2 separate regions of the Homo sapiens genome follow, and region 2 is linked to region 1. A link is a loop called in an ENCODE intact Hi-C map of the cell type or tissue named here. Cell type or tissue: PC-3. All regions are shown on one strand.

Region 1 (5,000 bases):
GTAACTGGCAGATCTATCTCTTTTAAATGAAAGCTATCTTTAGAGAATAGATTCTAACAAATCTGTGGTTATTCTATTATTTTGAAAGAGGAATTCCTATGCTTTACAAATTATATTATATGCGAAGCTCAGACTTCATATTAAATCACAGTTTCACAACTTAATATATGGCTTGAGAGTCAAGTAAGTTTGTTTTTGTAACCTGTAAAATTGAGGCAATTATTCCAATGTATAGGCACTCTTAGATTAAGTGAAAATACATAGAGGTATAGGAGGTGAAGGTGCCAATTATGCAATGTTACAATACAGTATGGTTGCTGCATTCACTTACTAAGGAGTATGGGTCATCAGGTTGCCCTACTGAGTGAAGAATACTATTTTTCAGCATTTGGACAAATATATAATTAAACTCACAGATTACTGCAATATGTAACATGAATAGGAAAAAAAACTAAAGAGAAGGTGTTTTTAATCCATCACTTTGTCCATTATTTTCCTAATACTGTAGGAAAATGAAATGGAATTCCAGTAGACTTGAGTATCAAAAGTATCACTACATAAATTAACAAAATAATCTATTCAATAAGGCCACTTAAGACAGCTAATTTAAATATTAAAGAATATCTCTTAAGAGTAATGAATTATGGTAAATGGATACTCTGTTGATTCTCATTCTCAATTTCCATATGGATTGCTTAACCAACTATTTCAACTGCGACTTAAGGTTGCTTGCTCTTGTCTGTATGTAGTTCTGTTAACACTGAGAAGGCCTAAATTTCCTATTTGCTAGTGCTGGTAGGTATTTGCCTAATTCCTTATTAGATGGTACATATTTTGTTCACTGAGGTTAAAATGAAATTAGGGGGAGATCATTAAGACAGAGCTCCATTTTCTTTATGTGAAATATTTACATCAACTGTTTCATTCCTCAACAATCGTTTCTCTGATTTTAGCTGTAGTATCAGGAAATAGTCTTTAAAAATGTATTAATGAACTGAAAATTATATCAGGCTTTGCGATTCAGATTTCAGATACTTCCTGTAAGTTGAATCAAATCTGACAAGAGGTTTATGAATGCTACAAATACATATGCCACCATGTAAGTATTCATTATTCTCAATTAATTGCTGTATAAGATGAAATAATGTACAGCTAACAATCAGAATTAGAGCCACGTTACACCAAACTTGGTTCTTTCTCACACAAAATATGAAATTAAATGATCTAATATGGTGATTGATTTTAGAAGAAAGGTAATATGTTTTGAGGGGATTTACAGAGGACTAATTGATCATATATATTTTGAATTAATATGTGTGTAAATTGATAGTATTTCTGTTGAATAATATATATACACATATATAGTTGTGCATATATATCTATATATGTATATGTATTTATATATGTGTATATGCATATACACATATATCTTATAGACATCTATATATGTACTTGTGTACTACATGTGTTCTCATTTCAAGAACAATAGCAATAGCAAATTCTTTTGTAACAAAAGCAAAGAGAAATTTTAGGAAATGTACACCTATTCTTGTTTCATTCAATTCTTTTTCTCAATTTATGCTTGTGTATAAGACATCTGGAAATTAAAGACCTATAGATAAAAGAAAGTAAACATTAAAACTAATGCAAATTCAGGCCAGGCATAGTGGCTCATGTCTGCAATTTTGGCACTTTGGGAGGCCAAAGTGGGTGGCTGGCTTGAGCCTAGGAGTTTGAAACCAACCTGGACAACATGATGAAATCCCATCTCTACAAAAGATATAAAAATTAGCCAGGCATGGTGGTGCACACCTGTAGTCCCAGCTACTAGGGAGGCTGAGGTGGGACAATCACCAGAACCTGGGTAGTTGAGTTTGCAGTGAACTGAAATCACACCACTGCACTCCAGCCCGGACAACACAGTGAGACTGTCTAAAAAAATAATCATCATCATCATGCAAATTCAATAACAAAAGAACTGTTCACTTTGTAATATAAAATGAGTTTCTGTAAGTATGTAGAGGAATATCTTGCTTAAGATTGATAAATCTATGAAGATCATATTTTAAACCCACAGATTTTGACTAAAAATATCAAGTAATTATGAAAAAATTAGAATAAAACATCAAGTTCATTTTTACCATGTTTTTAATTATGACTTGTCTTTGTTACATTGGACATAACACAAACTATGATCACTGAAAATTCATACATTTCCTGATTGTATTTTGTTAATAATCTGTTTCCTAATGATAATAATTTTGAGAGTTTCAAATACCGGTTTTATAGAAAATCCCTTTTTGAAAGGGAAAAAAAATCGGAATTATAAATAATTGAGCCCATTATTGTCTGCACGTGGGCCGGCGAGTAGGAGAAAGTGGAGTAGTTAGCCTTAATTATCTGGATAATTTATTTCTGTCAACCCAGCCTTGGTGCCCTTTCCTTTCAAAACTGAAAAGTTATATTAGAAATTATAGTTCGTCTTAAAGGAACTATAACATTAGAGATGACATTTCAGCACATTTGTGGATAAGTTATTTTCACTATGTCACCTTTTCCTGTGATAGTTGTGCAGTGTTCCTATCCTAGGCTAGAGATTGAAAGAGTAGATGACAGGAGGGTCAGGGGACTCTTCTCTCTCCCTTGGAGGCTCCTACCATTGCCGTCTGCAATCAGATTGTTAGCATGTCAGCTCAGTCTGTCAGAATCCCCTTAGTGCTGCTCAGCCAGCTGAGAGAAAATACCTTGTGTATTGGCTGTGGATGTCCCTTAAGAACACCCAGTCACTCAGTCATGCAGCCTAAATAGGGCAGCAGACAGCACCTTCACACCAGTGTACGATAACTGAGCTTTCCATCGATGTGTCTTGACCTTATAAGAAGCGCTGTAAAGGGCCAGGGTGAAGAGCCCAGAAAGGCTTGATTGCTACTAACCTTCTCTTGTCTGTTAAAAATGGCAGCTTCTTTTACTCAAGTCACTCAGAAACAAATGTAATAAAACAATCTTTACTCAGAAAACCAATAAGGCATTTCTTTTATGCAGTGATGAAACACAACCACTAGATGACACCAAGAGATAGTTTGTATGTCTGATTAATATCCTGTACTCAGTTGTCTGTTCAAAGGTGACATTCTTGCTAAGATTTTCACTGAGATCACAGATGCAGGCCAATTAAGTGATCTAAGTTTTTAAAGTTGTCTTGCTTTGATATTATCAATTACCATCTAATCAAGAAGACAAAGTCAAACGAAACAAAATAAAACACAAAGCAAAAAGCAGATGTGGGGTCATTTGGACACTCAGACTTAAACATTTCCACTTCTGTTTCTTGTTGTCTGTACCATTAATAAGATACTCCAAGTGAGTCATTACTGTAATTTAGAAAAGTTCTGCCAAAAACCTCTATCATAAATCCTTCTTAGGCGCTTGAAATTCAATTGTAATATTCTCTCCACACTACATTTATAAGCCAAGCCCCAGCAATATACTAATACATTTTACATAGTTGTAAACAATTGGCATGCTTATGCATCTCTGTCAGAAAGAGAAAAACTATAAAGACTAATAAGATTCAACTTTCAAACGATTATCTGTATTTCCTTCAAAAAATAACCAGTGTTTCATCTCAGATTTTGTATGCTGATAGTTCTTTGCAAATTAACATAATTTGTATTTGGAGATCAGTCTTAAACTTTAAAACATTAGCTTTTGTATATAGTAGAATACTTTTATAATAGCAGGATATCTATACAATAAGAGTTGCATGCAAATTTCAAAATCTACTGCCTGACCAGTAAAATTCTTCAGAAGTCCAAGAGATGGCATAAAGAAATAGTTAATATTAAATACGTAATTCTAATAACTGCTGCTTGCAACTTCTTGGTAAAGTTTCTATGTGCAGCTTTGAAAATATAATGGATTTCATTATTTTAACAATTTCCATATGGTAAATACAATTGCATTTTTTCAAAAAATATATTTACTATTAGAAAAATTGTATATTGATTAAATAATGGGAAAACTCAATGCTCTTGGTCATAAAAGCAACATTTGAGGCATATGATTATCTGTAAAAGTAAAATGTGTGGAAATTAACAGAACACAAGATCATACTCATGTATTAAATATTAAGTTAGTAAATCACATGTACATCCATTAATTACAAATGTCAAATGACAAGAAAAAACAAATACAACTTCAATCTGAAATAACTATTTTTTTGAAAACCACAACATTCTGCTCTGATTATTTAGGACATCCCTTCTGTTTCCTTTGTGGTTTGTGGAACATTACATATGTGATTTTCCTGAGTTTTATGGGATTTTCTGAAATTATGGCAAGATTTTCTAATGTAAATAACACTTGTATCTTGGAGTCAATATACAAAGGCATATTTCACATTAATTCGTTAAAAAGTCTTAGTTAATTGGCATAAGAAATATGCATATCTATACAGACCGCATCTTTTTTTTTTTCTTGTTTTGTCAAGTGAAAAACTTAGGATGGATCCACTAAAAAAACGTGGTTTGTTTCCAATGGTAAAATGTAACTTTATTATAAATTATGTGTGCCTATTTTTCATAAGAATTCCTCTGAAATTCCATAAGACTGTAGAAAATTAGCCATTCAGAAATATTTTACTTTTAGGATAAATTTATGATTTTAAAAAATTAGCCATTTTGTTTTATTGAAATATATAGGTGGGAGGAAGGTCTTACAGTTTTATACCAATCACTTATTCTCCCTGAGGTTCCATTGAGTTACTTCTTCTCTGTTGAATTAACTGTATTAACTTTGCACTTCAGAGAAAAATATGGATTTCAAGTCTATAAAATGAAACACACACACACACACACACACACAAACACATGCCTTATTCTGAAATACCATGCAGAGCACTACAGTTTTGTAATGCCATGATGTGTTAACTCTTCCTTTGTGTTGAAGTCCTGGATCAGTAGGTGTTATCTTTGAAATTCCATTAATAGAAGTTATATAGA
Region 2 (5,000 bases), 100 kb after region 1:
TTTAGACCTTCTAAGTATATGAGCTAAAATTAATTGTTAAAAATTTTAAGCAACACTGAGTTGATTACAAACTACATTAGAACTAAAACTATTGATTTTATTCTGAATTTGGGTTCTTTGCTTGCCATCACATTAATAACAAAGATTAAATACAAGATTATTTTTATATCAAAGAAATTTGAAAGCTGTAGAATTTTAGCCAATTCAAGAGTTTGTTTAAAAACTCATTTTTATTTTTACTGATAGTAAAAAATTAAAATAAATACCTGATTGAGGAAACACAAATGAAAAATGGAATTCCATACTTATCACATTTTTTGGCAGATATAACATAGCTTGTTTAAAAGAATGGGGAACATATTTGTAAATGCAAAAACAAACGCATCTATGTAAAATAAAAAGGAAGACATTGTAGAAAATATGAATAATTATTATAATGTAACAGTTAATAGCTTGATTATATAAATAACTAAATAAAATACATAACATAAATACATAAAAGACCTAAAATAAAACTACTGAATCATAGGTGAGTAAATGAATGCCATATATATTTTACAAAGGAAGAAATGCAACCAACAACATAAACTAAGCAAAAAATTATAACCATCATTAGTAAATGAAGGAAGGCAATAAAAATAATCATGAGGTTTTACCTATCCAATCAACCTGAAAAGGGAGGAAAAAAACAGAGAAAATACAGTGAAATTGATATTTTGTTACACTGTTGATGGCATTTTCAATATATATTTAACATAACATTTTACAGGGACGTTTTGTGAATATCTTTCAAATCCTAAGAAAAGTTTGTATACTTTATTTTTATTATACCACCTCTGGAAAGCTAGAATATAAATCTGATACAAACTGAGAAAAAAGTACAAGTAGAAATTTGTTAATTTCAACAATTTTTATAATGTCGGAAAACTGAAAGCAATGTAAATGGCCAGACATATGAGTCTATTAAATTGTGTTATATCCTTTATAGCTATAACGAACACCTTATAGACATTAAAAGTGATGGTTTTGAAATAATAGGAAATGAAAAAGTGTATACATATGATGTGCAAACTATGGACATCGCTATGTTAGAACAAAGCTAGCTGTAATATTTTTATTTAAAATTAGCTCTAGGAAATTGGTTAGCTCTTTGAATATCCAAAGAAGATTGATTCCATACCTCATATAATACAAAAAAGTAACTGAAATGACATCATATAGTGTAATTGGGGAAAAAAATAGAGCATAAAAACTAGAAAAATATGGCACCATATCAATTGGGTTTTGGATGAAAAAATACTCACTTAGCTTTAAAGTGTTAAAGGAAAATATATTGTCATAAATATATTGATATTTAAACTTCTAATTGTCAAACAAAAAGATAACTAAAATTAATAATAAATTAAAATGAAAAATATTTGAAACAGAATAAAATTAAAATTCTTAAAATAAGAGTAACAAGAAATTTATAACTACATATGAGATTCCAGTAGATAACTAAAGTAATTCACATAAAGGAGAAAAAATAATCTAATGAAATTATGAAAATATAAAAATATTGAGCTTAATATTAGTGAAAGAAATGTTAACTTGAAAATAAAACACTTCCCTTTGTTTTTCAAATTAGGAAAGCTTAAATGATAATGTATGACACAGGGAAAGGTAGGGCAAAATGGGCATTCACAAAAGGCTGAAGATATTAACAACTGATATAACTTTTCTTGGAAAAAATTTGGGAATATACATCAAAATGTATACTCTTTAGTTCAGTAATTTCATTTCTAAAAATCTATGCCAAGGTAAAAACTTGAAATGTAGTTAAATAAAGATTTTGACATGACAAAGTTTATTGTAGCAGTATTTAACTGGAAATAATCATTGTGTCCAACATAAGGTTAATGATAAAGTAAATTCTAGTGTCCATATGATAGAATAATATAGAGCTTCTAAGAATCTGTATGTTTAAAGAAGTAAATGTAAACTGAAAATTAAAATAAATATTTAATATTTAATTGTTTTAATTTTTAAATTTCATAGGAAATTAACAGAAATTCAACTGTTAAATTTCTAATGGTAGTTTTTTTCTGAATTTTACAATCACAATAAAATTACACTGTATCCTCTCTGTTTTTTCCTCCCTTTTTAGGTGGCTTGGATGAGTGAAACCTCATGATTACTTTTATTACCTTCCTTCAGTTGCTAATGAATAAAGTTCTAACTCGCATAGTTTTTGTTGTTGGTTGCATTTCCTCATTTGTAAATATTTTCTTTTTATTATACACCATGCAATAATAGCTACTGTTTTATAATCATGTTTTTATAATTTGTTAATGTAGAATTATAATTTTTAGAGTGCATTAATAAAGTCATAAAATGCCATTCAAATATGTCTGTTGCTATTTTTAAAGTCCATTGTATCTTTGAACTACCATCATTTCTTCGTCTGCATCTTTTGAATTTTTAGTTCCAGCTCCAATAGAAAAAGTGTCTTTTACAGGGCAAGTGATAATCTGTCAATATTGGTTAGTTGAGTCTCAATTTTTACATCACTTCCTTCCATCTTTGTGATAAAATATCAATTGGAACAGAAGGAATAATATCATAGGGGGTAAATAAAAGTAGTCAATGCATATTATTAGTCTTTTATTCTCTTGAACATGGCTTTTAAAAATCAATATTACAAAGGCAACCCAACATAAACCTCTTCTCTGTTGTTCTTGACACAACACTGAAAGGAAAAAAAAGTACATGCAGGCATTGTTCAATCAGAATAAATAATTCATTCAAAAAGAATGCTATGGTATGCAACAAAAGCCTGTATAAATATGGGTACCTGGACAAGCAATATATTCTATGACAGTAGAAAATATACTACATTGCTTCCAAATGGGTGGTAACCATGATCTCTAGTAAAATAAATATCTGTGGCAAATGACACATACCTATTTAATGACACTTTGAGTTCATGTGAAGTTTGGCAGTGTAATAAATGTCTTATCTCTTGCTTTCACTGTTATTGCACAGATTTAAACTGCTGTCTCAGAGGCAGTTTTACTATCTTTTTCAATCTACCCCATAAAAGTGAGACTTGATTTGCTTAGCATGAGAACAGATCAATAAAAGCTAAGTTATACAGCAGATTAGATCACTAACTCAGAGATCAAAGATGTTAAATACAACTTGTGTAGAGAAGCTAGATCAAAAGTTGAGCTCAGACACACGGTACATATTTGCAGAACTCAAAATAGCCTTCACTCTATACCAACAATTTACCTTCAGTCTTGTCGTGATCATTTTATGTTGAAGTAGTTTACAAATGGCTGACATTTTAAATATACATAATGTATGCATATTTTAAAAAGGCTTTTTGTATTGAATTTCTGAATTATTCCTCTAAAACAAAAGATGGAAGGAAAGGGTGTTCTCAAAAGCACCAAAAGTTCGTTTTATAAATAACTTATTAATATTAAATTTGTAAAGTTAGATTTTTTTCACTGAAAGCAAAATAACATGGTATAGAAACACAAGTCATTAAAATTATTATTATCTTCTAATTTTTAATTTATAGTAAATGTACACAGAATTGTTGAAATAAGAAAACTTGGCCTGTATTTCACAACTATGATCTTGTCAAATTGGTATCAAACACACAATTGTTTAAATAACATAAGAAATGAAAAATTGTGTTTTACCTTGCCATTCTCTCCTCACCATGTTTAAGCCCCATTAAGAATATGCATAGGTACAAGTATAATGTATTCATTCATAAGCTTTTTACCACATTAGGAGGAAAACAAATTAAAACAGGAGGAAAAAAAACACAACAACCACAGCAACAAAATCCTCAAATTATCACCTCCCAATGTGAAAGTGCAATGGTCTTAAGCACTTTTTCCCCCAGTATATTCATAGGGCCTTAAATTCAACCCTGCTATGTATGCTCATTCAAGTAAAACCTCAAAGCTTTTCTCATGGGAGGCCATTCGCCACCTCACTTTCTTCTTTTAAGCGTCCCTTGATTCTGTCTTTGTTTCATCATTGTGGTGCAATGTAAATGCTGCAGTTCATGGCAAAACGAGGCCCAGTTGCCCCAGAAAGATCACCTTTCCCTCATTCATTCATTGTCAAGTTCTCCACCACCTTTAAACGCTAATTTAACATCCTGATCTGCTGTGCCTTCCAATGTCTCTCCAAGAAAATTTGCCTCCAAAATGTAAGAAACATTAATATTGAAATACAAAGAAGAAAAAATGACAAAAAATATTACCCATAATCACAAAGACCCACAATAATGATGCTTAACATTTCGGTGTTTTTCTTTTTGTACATATCTTCCTTTTTAATCACATTACACATCGTCTCTAATTTGACAAAAATGGCAAGATAATTAACATTGCCTATATTTATAGCATGCATATGTATGTATTTGTAAAGTTGTTTACACATTTTAAACATACACAGGTATTTTAACATTGTTAAATATACACTGTTATTTCTGGAAAAGTTTGTAAAACATACTAAATTCCCACATATATTTATTACTCACCAGAAAGACTTTCTTTTTACAAAAATTGCCAAATTGTGTCCAAACATATTTAAAAGCATATTACAGTTAAATGATTATTATTAATAAAGAAAATAACTATCTTTTTAAAATGAGAAAACTTTAATGATGCTTTACTTTAAGAAAAAAATGAGAATGCCAACGTTTTGAAATTTTTTTTAAAAAAACTGAAATTTTAAATTGCAACGAGCTGACTGCTTTGTAGCACATTAATGCTTTGTGGTCTTTGTAGGTGGAAAATATGATAGAATGTTAATAACATTCATTCAATAGAGAACATAATCAAAATTCTGATACCAGTGATTACATTTATTTTTATTTTTTAACACAATTGTCAGTTGTTTGCACTACCATTAACTTTTTAAAAGTACCTTTTGTATTTTTATGTGAAATATGTAGATATTTTCTGTAAGCACAGAATTGGACTTGTGTTGTT

The links. Hi-C counts contacts between places; a loop is a spot of excess contacts. Peaks named below come from ENCODE experiments on the same cell type or tissue, not always from the same donor. Only the 100,000 strongest peaks of a DNase experiment are listed, where the experiment ranks them.
Region 2: it touches region 1 in a loop (5-fold over the local background); 2 of 110 quality-filtered maps call a loop at or near these places.

Annotation. Positions count from the first base shown.
Region 1 is chr5:51,959,100-51,964,099 of GRCh38, reverse strand. It overlaps LOC105378959 (a long non-coding RNA gene), which reads left to right. Exons shown (of 3, transcript XR_948315.2): 2 at 1,025-1,099. Among named protein-coding and RNA genes, the nearest start is that of LINC02118, 46 kb to the left of the region's middle. In PC-3, a CTCF peak has its summit at 3,053 (motif pointing right); no DNase peak of the experiment used is centred here.
Region 2 is chr5:51,858,817-51,863,816 of GRCh38, reverse strand. No RefSeq gene overlaps it. Among named protein-coding and RNA genes, the nearest start is that of LINC02118, 150 kb to the left of the region's middle. In PC-3, no CTCF peak of the experiment used is centred here; a DNase peak (open chromatin) is centred at 2,986; H3K27ac peaks cover 1,802 bases.